3 separate regions of the Homo sapiens genome follow, and regions 1 and 2 are each linked to region 3. The links are chromatin contacts, found by Hi-C or POLR2A ChIA-PET in ENCODE. All regions are on one chromosome and are shown on one strand. Each heading gives the region's core, a stretch centred on a gene start or an enhancer-like site at or near the end of the contact. The rest is flanking DNA. Distances are from core to core; before and after follow the strand shown. Region 1 holds the start of GPRASP3 (G protein-coupled receptor associated sorting protein family member 3). Region 2 holds the start of ARMCX5 (armadillo repeat containing X-linked 5). Region 3 holds the start of ZMAT1 (zinc finger matrin-type 1).

The links. A loop is a pair of places that touch in the nucleus more often than their neighbours do. ChIA-PET counts read pairs that join two places held with the same protein, here RNA polymerase II (POLR2A). Pooled maps may share reads with other maps.
Region 1: a map of CD4-positive, alpha-beta T cell shows a loop between it and region 3 (8-fold over the local background). The contact joins the promoter of GPRASP3 here to the promoter of ZMAT1 in region 3. A Hi-C loop is called at or near these places in 1 of 168 maps with a recorded cell type or tissue (CD4-positive, alpha-beta T cell) and 8 of 50 pooled maps. POLR2A ChIA-PET finds 5 or more read pairs at or near these places in 2 of 52 experiments (activated T-cell and naive thymus-derived CD8-positive, alpha-beta T cell).
Region 2: a loop to region 3 is called in a map of naive thymus-derived CD4-positive, alpha-beta T cell, with 7 times the contacts of the local background. The contact joins the promoter of ARMCX5 here to the promoter of ZMAT1 in region 3. A Hi-C loop is called at or near these places in 1 of 168 maps with a recorded cell type or tissue (naive thymus-derived CD4-positive, alpha-beta T cell), 1 of 37 single-sample maps with no recorded cell type and 11 of 50 pooled maps. POLR2A ChIA-PET finds 5 or more read pairs at or near these places in 5 of 52 experiments (CD4-positive, alpha-beta T cell, CD4-positive, alpha-beta memory T cell, WTC11 and 2 more).

What each region holds. Positions count from the first base shown.
Region 1 is chrX:102,718,867-102,722,840 of GRCh38, reverse strand. It overlaps GPRASP3 (G protein-coupled receptor associated sorting protein family member 3), which reads right to left and starts at 2,098. Exons shown (of 4, transcript NM_001142524.2): 1 at 2,016-2,098; 2 at 1,750-1,884. ARMCX5-GPRASP2 (ARMCX5-GPRASP2 readthrough) reads right to left here. Exons shown (of 19, transcript NR_146584.3): 7 at 2,020-2,307; 8 at 1,750-1,884. RefSeq lists an enhancer at 2,232-2,291.
Region 2 is chrX:102,597,394-102,600,942 of GRCh38, reverse strand. It overlaps ARMCX5 (armadillo repeat containing X-linked 5), which reads right to left and starts at 1,428. Exons shown (of 4, transcript NM_001168478.2): 1 at 1,096-1,428; 2 at 1-23. It overlaps ARMCX5-GPRASP2 (ARMCX5-GPRASP2 readthrough), which reads right to left and starts at 1,428. Exons shown (of 19, transcript NR_146584.3): 1 at 1,096-1,428. RefSeq lists enhancers at 1,129-1,178, 611-1,382.
Region 3 is chrX:101,930,562-101,934,570 of GRCh38, reverse strand. ZMAT1 (zinc finger matrin-type 1) reads left to right here and starts at 2,544. Exons shown (of 6, transcript NM_001394560.1): 1 at 2,544-2,854. The coding sequence starts at 2,563. RefSeq lists an enhancer at 2,265-2,765.

The DNA of each region.
Region 1 (3,974 bases), core at 849-3,348, 790 kb before region 3:
ATACCCTTTCCAGCCTTTGGTAACCATAATTCTTTGTCCCATATTCCTGGCATAGAGCTCCTAGAACCCTTGCTATTTCCTGATAGGGATAACGGAAGCATCTTTTGTTACATGTGGCTTTAGTCTCAAGTTCTTGACACTAAGACCCTTGGAATCTCTGGAGTGATAGGTGTCTTTTTTTATGTTCCGAGATGACTGGTGGGTGCACTAGATAGCTTCAAGATATGGATGGTCACCAGAAAGACCAAGGCATGATTAGAGGGTTGGAACTTTCAGCCTCACCCCTTGACCTCCAAGGAGAAGAGAGGGGCTGAAGATTGAGCTAATCACCAATGGTCAATGATTTCATCAATCACGCCTATGTAATGAAACCTCTATAAAAATCCCAAATGTCTGAGAGGTTCCAGGTTGGTGAACTCATTCATATTCTGGGAAGGTGGTGTACCCCAAATCCACATGGATGGCAGCTTCTGCATTTGGGACCCTTCTGGACCTTGCCATATGTACCTCTTCATCTGGCTTTTGATTTATATCCTTTATAATGAACCAGTAATAGGAAGTAGTGTTTCCCTGAGTTCTGTGGGCCCTTATAGCAAATTATTGAACCTGAGGAGGGGGTTGTGGGAACTTCCAACTAGTAGCTAAGTCAGACAGAAGTGTGGGTGACATGGAGATCCATTACTTGTGACTGTTGTCTGAAGTGAGGGAGGGCAGTCTTATGGGAATGAGCCCTTAACCAGAGAGGTCTGCACTAACTCTGGGTAGTATCAGAATTGAATTAAATTGTAGAATACCTAGCTGATGTCCTCAAAGAATAAGAGAATTGCTTGGTGTGAAAAATCCACACATTCTGTGCCAGAAGTATTGTGGGTAGAGGAACCATTTTCTTTCACTTGGTACCCAGTGGGTGCATGGGGTAGGGGGAAAGGAGGATACTCGATGTGAAAGAGGACAAGGACTTACCATGGGGCTGCTACCTAGGATGGGACCAAAGAAACACATCCTAAGGAATGAGCAGAGATCACAACACAAGAGAGCAAAGGGTATGCAGAGGGAAACTTAGGAGACTATCCATGAAGCAGTTTCTGTAGGTGGTCCCCAGAAAGACCCTCCTCTGAGGCCCAAGACAGCAGGGAGAGAGAGCTCACACGGAGTAGCAACCCACTTTGTGTCCCTCAATGGGAATGAGATCCTGCTGCATGGGGCTGAGATCCAGGAATCCCCTTGGGGGTCGAGAAGCTTGGAGTATCCTAATGAGAAATCCTAGGTGAAGGGCCCACAGCATCTAGGTTTCCTCCCCTCGAGTCTATGTCTCCTCCTCCTTTTCCTAGAACTGCCGGGATTGAGGTTCATTCCTCTCTTGCATCCCCAGCCAGCTGGAGCCTTGGAGCAAAAGGCAGATGTATGTGTTCTCTTCTGCCCTCCTCCACCCTCCGCCAGTTTTGAGCTGGTATCAGCCATCCCCACTGCCTGAATACTGCCAGTAAGAAGACAGAGAGTAGAATGAGTGCGGACGCATAGCTCACGGTTCCCATCCCCACCCCTGCCTTTCCTGATCCAGCACCACAGGTGTTCACGAATTGTCACTTCACCATTTCCCCGCTCTGGGCTCCCCTGAAGCCAACTCCATCCATATGCCCACCTCCCCCACCCACACATACAAACACAGGGCACTGGGCTGGGAGCCTTGGGATGAGGGGTCAAGGGTGTTCAAAAGGCAGGAGGGAGCAGGCGGATCTGAGGCATTACCTGCACCCGCATCTAGTCTCAGTCACCACCTCTCAGGGATGCCATCTGCCGTCCTTGCACCCACCTCCTCCAACAGCAACCGCTGCTCCTCTCCACGAACGCGTCGGGCAGGTAGACTCTCTGCTTCTTGAGCTCCTGGACAAAAGACAGACGGGCTAAGACGCTCCCGGTTGGCTGACGGATTGTTTCCTTTACCAACAAATGCTGTAGTTCCAGTCGCCTGAGAAATTAGTTTTCAGGCTGATGCAGCATGGAAAGACACCTACCTACCTTAACATCCCGCCGTTCCTCCCACGTTCTGCTCTGCGGAGCACAGGTGTCGTCCGCCTCTCAGGTCTTTTCTGGATGCAAGAAAACACTCCTCTCGGCAGGCCTAATGCAGAGCCTGGTCACATGACCCACCGTCAGCCCCACGTGACTGCGCAGTCAGCTTGTTCGCCGCAGTCCTGTACCATGGATGACAGTCTTCTGCCTCTGGGGTGCTTGCTAGAAGATCCTGAAGCTCCTTGGCCAGACAGCTGGAAGGAAGGCTGGCCTTTGCTCTGGAGGACCACTCGGCTGGCGAGGAACATTCGATGAGGATTTGGGAAATGAAGTGATTTTTAATATTTTGTATACGACTCAAGCGACATACTAAAACACACACAGATCTGTCTTGAAAAATGCTGGTAAGCAAAACAAACATTCAAACTCCAATTTGCACCACCAGGATAATCCCTGTTAAAACTTATGGCTTGCGATGGGAGGCAAAACTGCCACTTCCATATTACCTTACCAAACTAGGATCAGGTGGGGAAAAAAAGCATGTTGCACTGTCAGAAAAATTATACCAAACTTAGATAAAGTCACCTTCAGTTACTGGATGTCATTTCAGGGCAGTGCAGGATGTCTATTGATTTACCTATTTTTCAACTCTGTAGACACTGATGTTAACATGTAGATATTTTATTCAATAAATATGTAAATGATTTATGTCCAGTGCAATAGAAAACCTTAAATGTTACAATTTATTGCCCTGTAAGATATTAACCCGTTTTATATTTAACCTGGCAGTGTTATTCTAACATTTATTAATTTCCTATGTGTTTATGAAATTCAATGTTTTGTTTATATCTTCATATTGTGTATATTGTATATACACATATACCCTTCAACTGTTTTCTTAATCCTAGCAGTTGTTGATTGTGTTGAAAAATCTTTCACATATTCTTTTTACATTTACATGAATTGTAATTTTACCTTTGAAAATTTAGAACATTCTCAGACAAATAAATGTTATGTCTAAAAATAATAAAACATTGGATATTTCTCGTACGTCTGAATTTCCTCTCCAAACCAACATATAGCCCTGTCTTCCAATTCTCCTGACTGAAGGTATTGTGTGGTCATTTTTTAAATTATCGTGGCAAAATACACATAACATAAAATTTAACATTTTAACCATTTTAAAGTATACAACCCAGTACATTATCAATGTTGTACAACCATCACCACTATCTAGCTCCAGAACTTTGTTGTCACCTCAAAAGGAAATGTTATGTTTTTTACGGTAATAATTATGTGAAAAAGGTGCCATTTTTGTACCATGAACAGACTAATATTAAACTTAACACCCTTGGTAATTTTTTTTTTTTTTGAGACGGAGTTCTGCTCTGTCACCCAGGCTGTAGTGCAGTGGTGCGACCTCAGCTGACTGCAACTTCTGCCCCCCAGGCTCAAGCGACTCTCCTGCCTCAGCCTCCCCAGTAGCTGGGATTACAGGCGCACACCACCATGCCTGGCTAAGTTTTTGTATTTTTACTAGAGACAGCATTTCGCTATGTTGGCCAGGCTGGTCTCGAACTCCTGACCTCAAGTGATCCACCCACCTCAGCCTCCCAAAGTGCTGGGATTACAAGCGTGAGCCACCGCGCCTGGCCCACCCTTGATTATTTTATTTTATTTTATTTTTTTTGAGACAAGGTCTCACTCACATCACCCATGCTGGAGTGCAGTGGTGTGACTATGACTGACTGCAGCCTCAACTTCCTAGGCTCAAGTGATTCTCCTACCTCAGCCTCCTGAGTAGCTAGGACAAGTGCGTGCCACCATGCTGGGCTAATTTTTTTTATTTTTAGTAGAGACAAGGCATCAATATGTTGCCCAGGCTGGCCTTGAACTCTTGAGCTCAAGCAATCCTTCCGCTTCGGCCTCCCAAAGGGCTGGGATTACAGGTGTGAGCCACT
Region 2 (3,549 bases), core at 179-2,678, 670 kb before region 3:
CACAGACCTGGGGACAGATCTACCTACAGGGATTCACAAAAACAGAGACCAATAAATGAAGACACAGGAGACAGTTGAGGCTGTTTTTGGTAGAGACCAGCACCTAGGGCACAGTTTCTTTCTGGATATAAGTACCTGTTTGGCAAACATTTTCTATCTCCCCTTTTTCTCCCACTCCTAAATCTCCAAGCCCCTCTGCTCTATTCTCAAAGTCTGACAATTCCTATACAGAGACAACTCAAACATCCCTACAAGGTAGTAGTAGTGGTGTTAGTAGGGACGAAATGCCTAGACAAACCACGGAGGCTGGGGAAAAAATGAAAAGTATTTATTTCCATATTTCATCTGGGTTCCTATGTTTCCTTCCTCTCTCCCAAAGCCTATCATTTTCTGCAACATAATGCGGGTAAGGGAGGACATGTTAGGAAAGCTGGCAGAGAGTTCTGGAGGCTCCCTTACACTCCTGCCTACTCTAATCTTAGCCATCTACCACCTCCAAGTACTGCCTCCCAAGTACTGCCCACTCTGTACAAACCAGGCCAATTTTCTTTTCCTTCTCCTCTCCCCTTGAGGTCTGCTGTCCCCTACAGATCTTTACAGAAACATGGAGTGCTGCAAACTTAGGAACAGATTTACACATAAAAACGCGTGATACACACCCAAAGAACAAATGAAAAGACAGAGAGAGAGACGTGGTTATTAATGGTCAGACCAGTAACCAAGACATGAGACCCTTTTCAAATCCAGAGCCTTGATTATCAAACATTTACAACCTCTTTTTACATTCTCTCCCTCTCAGGGCTCCCCAGACAACTGTCCTCGCCTGTGGAAGTAGCCCTCTCTTCCTCATCTAGTCTGCCTTTTCCCTGCTAGAAGCTGCAACCTTTTTCTTCCCAAGCATGGTCTGAGGTGAACCGAGTGTATGGAAATCAAGCTAGCAAAAGGTAGATCATTTTTTTTTAATTGTTGTGTGCCATTCCAATTACCCATCTCTCTCTCCTTCTCACCGCCCGCCTCCCATGACCAGGTCGCGTATCCAGTGTTCACCTCTGATACCCACATCCACCCCCAAGCGATGCGCACCTTCTCACTGACCTTCTCTGCTTGGATCAGAGGCAGTTTTCTTATTTCCTTGCCTCGAGGTGCTGTGTCATACAGCAGCAGGAACAGACAGTCAGACACAAGGACTCGAGGCAATGGCGGCGGCTGTGTATGGGGATTGACTCGGCACCTGGGACTCAAGACGAGATAACCGCTTTATCAGATTAAAGACTGCGATTGGCAAACTGTTGTCACTTTTGGTATTCTTTTCTCCTTCCTGTTCCCAGGGCTCCTCAGAACCTCGCGCGTAGTTACCATTTAACATCTACCTTTTCCTCCGCAGACGAGGTTCTTCCACGTCCGCGTTACCCACAACGGCAGTGGGAGGAGCTAGAGCGTAGTTTATGGGGATCCGGCTTATGGAAGCGGAGTGATATCAGGCTTTGTTTAGCGCCGCGACTCTTTTCTGTCGGAGGGCTCCCTGTCCTGTACCCTGTGGCCGCTTCAGGTATTGGAATGCGCAGGGACGAATTCCGGATATAGGGAAAACGGCGCTGGAACAAGAGAGGCAGACAAATACCAGAGTGTTTCTGTATTAGTTCCCCTTTTGCGGGAGCTCCCCCCACCAAGCCTACCATTCTTTCCTGAACTGAAATGCACATGGGTTTCCAGCTGTGGTGTCAGGAAATCTCTTCTGGCCTGACAGGCGGAAGTGTTCCAGTCTTTCGAAGTTCGTTCTCCAAACACAGAGGCCCACTGAAATGGGCGGTCTCGGGGTGGGGCCCAGGGTAGGAAAGTCAGCAAAGAGAGTCAAGACTGAGATAGGAGGATACATACTAATCGATTCCACAAACTTTGTGTTCCTTCGAGTCCTCCCTCCCAGCCCTTAATTTTCATTTTCTTTTTTTTTTTTTTAAGTTCTAGGATACATGTGCAGGATGTGCGTGTTTGTTAAATAGGCAAACGTGTGCCGTGGTGGCTTGCTGCACCAATCAACCTATGACCTAGGTATTAAGCCTGGCATGCATTAGCTATTTTTCCTAAGGCTTTCCCTCACCGCCCCCCACAACCCCTGACAGGTCCCAGTGCGTGTTTTTCCCCTCCCTGTGTACATGTGTTCTCATTGTTCAGCTTCCACTTATAAGGGAGAACATGCAGTATTTGTTTTCTGTTGCTGCATTAGTTTGCTGAGGATAATGGCTTCCAGCTCGATCCATGTCCCTACAAAGGACATGATCTCATTCTTTATTATGGCTGCATGGTATTTCATGGTGTATATGCACCACATTTTCTTAATGTTATCACTGATGGGCATTTGGGTTGATGCCACGTCTTTGCTATTGTGAATAGTGCGGCAATGAATATACGTGTGCGTGTATCTTTGTAATAGAATGATTTATATTCCTTTGGGTATATACCCAGTAATGGGATTGCTGGGTCAAATGGTATTTCTGGTTCTAGATATTTGAGGAATTGCCACACCGTCTTCCACAATGGTTGAACTAATTTACATTCCCACCAATGTAAAAGCGTTCCCATTTCTCTGCAACTTTGCCAGCATCTCTTGTTTCTTAACTTTGTATTAATTGCCGTTATGACTGGTGTGAGATGGTATCTCATTGTGATTTTGATTTGCATTTCTCTAATGATCAGTGATGTTGAGCTTTTTTCCATGTGTTTGTTGGCCACATAAATGTCTTCTTTTGAGAAGTGTCTGTTCATGTCCTTTGCCCACTTTTTAATGGGGTTGTTTGTTTTTTTCTCGTAAATGTAAGTTCCTTGTAGATTCTGGATATTAGACCTTTGTCAGATAGATAGACTGCAAAAATTTTCTCTTCTGTAGGTTACCTGTTCACTCGGATGATAGTTTCTTTTTCTGTGCAGAAGCTCTTTAGTTTAATTAGATCCCATTTGTCAAATTTTGCTTTTGTTGCAATTGCTTTTGGCAATTTGCCTGTGCCTGTGTCCTGAATGGTATTGCCTAAATTTTCTTCCAGGGTTTTTATAGTTTTGAGTTTGACATTTAAGTCTTTAATCCATCTTGAGTTAAATTTTGTATAAGGTGTAAGCAAGGGGTCAAGTTTCAGTTTTCTACATATGGCTAGCCAGTTTTCCCAGCACCATTTATTAAATAGGTAATCCTTTCCCCATTGCTTGTTTTTGTCAGGTTTGTCGAAGATCAAATAGCTGTATATGTGCAGTCTTATTTCTGAGTTCTCTATTCTGTTCGACTGGTCTATGTGTCTGTTTTTGTACCAGAACCATGCTGTTCTACAAGGTTACTGTAGCCTTGTAGTATAGTTTGAAGTCAGGTAGTGTGATGCCTCCAGCTTTGTTCTTTTTACTTAGGATTGTCTTGGCTATACGAGCTCTTTTTTGGCTCTGCGTGAATTTTAAAATAGTTTCTTCTAATTCGGTGAGAAATGTCAATGGTAGTTTGATGGGAATAGCATTGAATCTATAAATTACTTTGGGCAGTATGGCCATTTTCACGATATTGATTCTTCC
Region 3 (4,009 bases), core at 1,295-3,794:
CCCATTGACTCAGGTAATCTTGGGTAAATTATTGAACCACAAAAAACAACATAAAGATAAGTGTTTAAAAGCCCAGAACTCCAAGTCTCTCTAACTGGTTATTCAGCTCTAGCCAACTGTAGCCATTCAGGAATGCACAGCCAGTACTGCCAAATCTTCATGTTGTTAAGAGACTTTTATTTTGCATGAAATACCCCTTTCAAATGTTGATGAGGTCATGAATAAACAATTGTGTACGTAGAAGAAAACATATCATAAGCCAGATCTAGGGACTTAGAGACCTGGGCCTAGGGATCCCTGCCTTTCAACTTCTGTCCTAGGACTTTACTGGGCTGGAGCATGAGTCATGGAAAATAAGACGCTGTCTTTTGTCTCAAATGGTCCCAGGTTCTTGAGAAGTACAAAGTATATAATTCATTACAATAAAAATACACACCAGATATAGATGTAGCACAGAAGAAGGTGAAATTAACTCTAAGGAGAGACAGAACAGGTTACTTGGTGAGGTGATGTGTTGTCTGGGTTTCTAAGGGTGTATAGGATTTCATTAGGCAAGTGCCTAATGTGGGGGAAAAGGTGTTTCAGGAAGAGAGAAGAACATATATAGTAACATTACATCATGAAATAACATGGTCTTCACAGGAATCTTTTTTTTTTTTTGAGATGGAGTCTCGCTTTGTCGCCCAGGCTGGAGTGCAGTGGCACAATCTCGACTTACTGCAAGCTCTGCCTCCCAGGTTCAAGCCATTCTCCTGCCTCAGCCTCCTGAGTAGCTGGGACTACAGGCGCCCCCCACCATGCCCAGCTAATTTTTTTGTATTTTTAGTAGAGACAGGGTTTCATTGTGTTAGCCAGGATGGTCTCGATCTCCTGACCTCGTGATCCACCCGCCTCGGCCTCCCAAAGTGCTGGGATTACAGGCGTGAACCACCGCGCCTGGCGGTCTTCACAGGAATCTAAGAAGATTTAGGGATTGCTAAATCAAAGTAAAAGCAGAGGGGAGAGATGGGGACAGTGGAAAGAGATGAGGTCAAAGAGGTGAATGGGGAGACTAACAGGGCAAAACTGTGTCTTTTGACTTTGTCCAATAAGCACTGGACAGCCAGTGACGACTGGCAACAACTTGGTAATAGATTGGAGGGATTGAGATCAGAGGAAAGAAGACCAGTGGGGTGGATGCCATACGTCTGACCATATATCATGAGGACTTGAAATACAGCAACGGATCTAAGACTGGAAAGGAGAGAATACTTAAGGGAGACTTGCACAAAGGCACCAGGAGGTGTGCCCATCAATAAGGAAAAGGGTGAGATATCCTACAGCATCGACAGTGCATAACTACAGCTACAAGCAACAACATAGATGAATCTTAGAATGTTACGTGAAAGAAACAAGTCCCAGGCCAAGCATGGTGGCTCCTTCCTGTAATCCCAGCTACTCCAGAGGCTGAGGTAAGAGTATTGCTTGAGGGAAAAAAAAGCAGAAACAAGTCCCAGAATGCTACCTAGAAAAAGATATAAATATTTGTGAAAATTGAAAACAATCAAAACTAAACAACACTATTTAGGCACATATCTATGTGATAAGAATATATGTTAAAATGCAAAGAAATAATAAATATAAATCAGGATATTGGTCTCTTTGAGAGGAGAGGTTGGGGGGACAAGATGAGATTTAAGTGATCAGTAATATTCTAGTACTTCTATTGGGTGCTGAATTCACAGGAAGTTATTGTAATTAAGATGGGCAGATCGATAGATAGGCAGTCCTTTAAGAGGCCACGGAAACAATGTGTCAGAATGAAAGCTTCTGTTCTATTCTCTGTACTAAGTGCTTTAAGAAAGCCAGGGGCCGGGCGTGGTGGCTCACGCCTGTAATCCCAGCACTTTGGGAGGCCGAGACAGGTGGATCATGAGGTCAGGAATTCAAGACTAGCCTGGCTAACATAGTGAAACCCCATCTCTACTAAAAATACAAAAATTAGCTGGGCATGGTGGCACATGCCTGTAATCCCAGCTACTCGGGACACTGAGGCAAAATTGCTTGAACCAGGACCCGGGAGGCAGAGGTAGCAGTGAGTGAGATCGCACCACTGCACTCCAGCCTGGGCTACAGGGCGAGACTCTCCCTCAAAAAAAAAAAAAAAAAAAAAAAAAAAGAAAGAGAAAAAAAAAGCCAGGTGAAGATATATTTCAGAGATATTTTGGAGGTGAGATCAATAGTTTCCAGACATTTTTTCCTCTTAAATTGGTTTTAGATTAGATCTCCAAAGAAGCCTCACTGTGCGAGGCCCACGTGCTTTCACATCCCGCGCTTTTTGCCCTTTGCCCTTGGCCGTCGTTGCTTCCCCTCCAAAGGGAGGTGGGGTGACGCAAGGCAGTGGGGGAGGGGGAAACGGCCGGCGGGCTTAAAGCTCTCCGATTGGTGGACTGAGGAGCGAGAACGAGGCTCGAGCTGAAGCGTTAAAAAGAGGAACAAAGGGGGTGGGGCTAACGGAAGGCGGGGCTAAAGGAGCTTAACGGAATCGAGACGCAAGTGCAATTGTCCGCGCGCCTCGCTGCGATGGCGGCGGCGCCGAGCACAGTCACCCCGCTGGCGGCGGAGTCTTCCCCTCAGGAAGCTACCGTCTCTGCCGCCTCCTCCTCCTCCTACACCGCCTGCGCGGCAGCGGCGGCGGCGGCGGCGGCGGCGGCAGTAATTGTTCCTGCCTCCTCCGCCACCTCCGCCCCTGCCTGCCCGCCTGCCGGTGGCTGTGGCGACGGCGGCGGCGGCGGCTTTGGCGGCTCCACTATGGCGGCGGCGGGGAGGGGGGGCAGTAGTTTTAAAGTAGACACCCGCCCTTGCCTCAGAGAAGGTGAGTTCCCGTCCCGGGGTGCGGGGGCGGCCCCATCTCCTTCGCTGCCTCTCTTCAGCCCGTCCGAGATTGGGCTGGGCGCGGTTCGCCACTGCCCCACCCCCACCTGCCGTGGCGCAGTAAAGGCCAAGCTCGCCCCGCCCCGCCCCGCCGTATTAGCCCCGAGTGTGCAAGATGGACTGAAGCAGAGAGGGCCTTCCCTACCTCTCCCACCTGTAAAGGATGGGGGCCCCCAGGCAAAAGAATTGCAGGTACTCATGAGGCAGGAGTTTGAAGGGAAAAAAAAATACCACATAATTTCTCTCCCAGCCAGGACACCTTAGTGTGCTGTAGGAAGCTGAGGTGTGATTTGGAAGAGAGAGGAGGCAAGATAGAAGTGCTGTGGGCCAAGAGGGTCAAGGATAAGGGAACGGGGACCGATGGAGAAAGGGGCGGAGATAAAAGAGGAAATACCGAAGAAATAAGGGGGAGTAAACCCCCTTTGGTGTTCAACGTCCTGCAGTGTAGAAACTAGAAGTAGAATATTTACAGAGAGATGGCGTTAGAAATTTGGGCAGGTTACAAGTGTATACTTGAGCTTTAAAGTAGGATCTGTCGGATTTTAGGAAGGTAAGGTCTGGTGGAGGGGACTCTACTAGGGAAAGAGAGGAAGAGAGTGTGGCAGAAGTACAGATTTCAGGAATCACTTTGGAGAGTTTTCTTTGGCTATTTGAGGATGTGACCTAGTAAAGCAAGATTTACAGGTCCATCTTTAAGGTGGTTTGGCTTTAATAAGTTCTGTTGTACCTACCAACACATATTACTCCTAACATAAAAAGATATTTCTTGACTGTATCAATATAAGCGGTATTCACACAAAGTTCTGTATACTTGTAAACAGCCTACTAATAGCAAACTGTAAAATTTGCCATTGAAATGTGTTTTAAAGCAGTTTGGGAAATGTTCTTAGCTGGTGGAGACCATTCCACTGCAGAGCATCCCAGTAAAGCATTTTGCCATGTAAATTTCGTAATTAATTTCCAGAATTTGCTGTGTTACCTTATGTTGCTAACTTGCCTCCAAAGTGAAAGATTGTGGACACCAAAATAGAGGAAAGTAAGTTCCTTTTTCTTAGGAAGATACTCCATTAAAATTATCGCATAAAAATAATCTCTT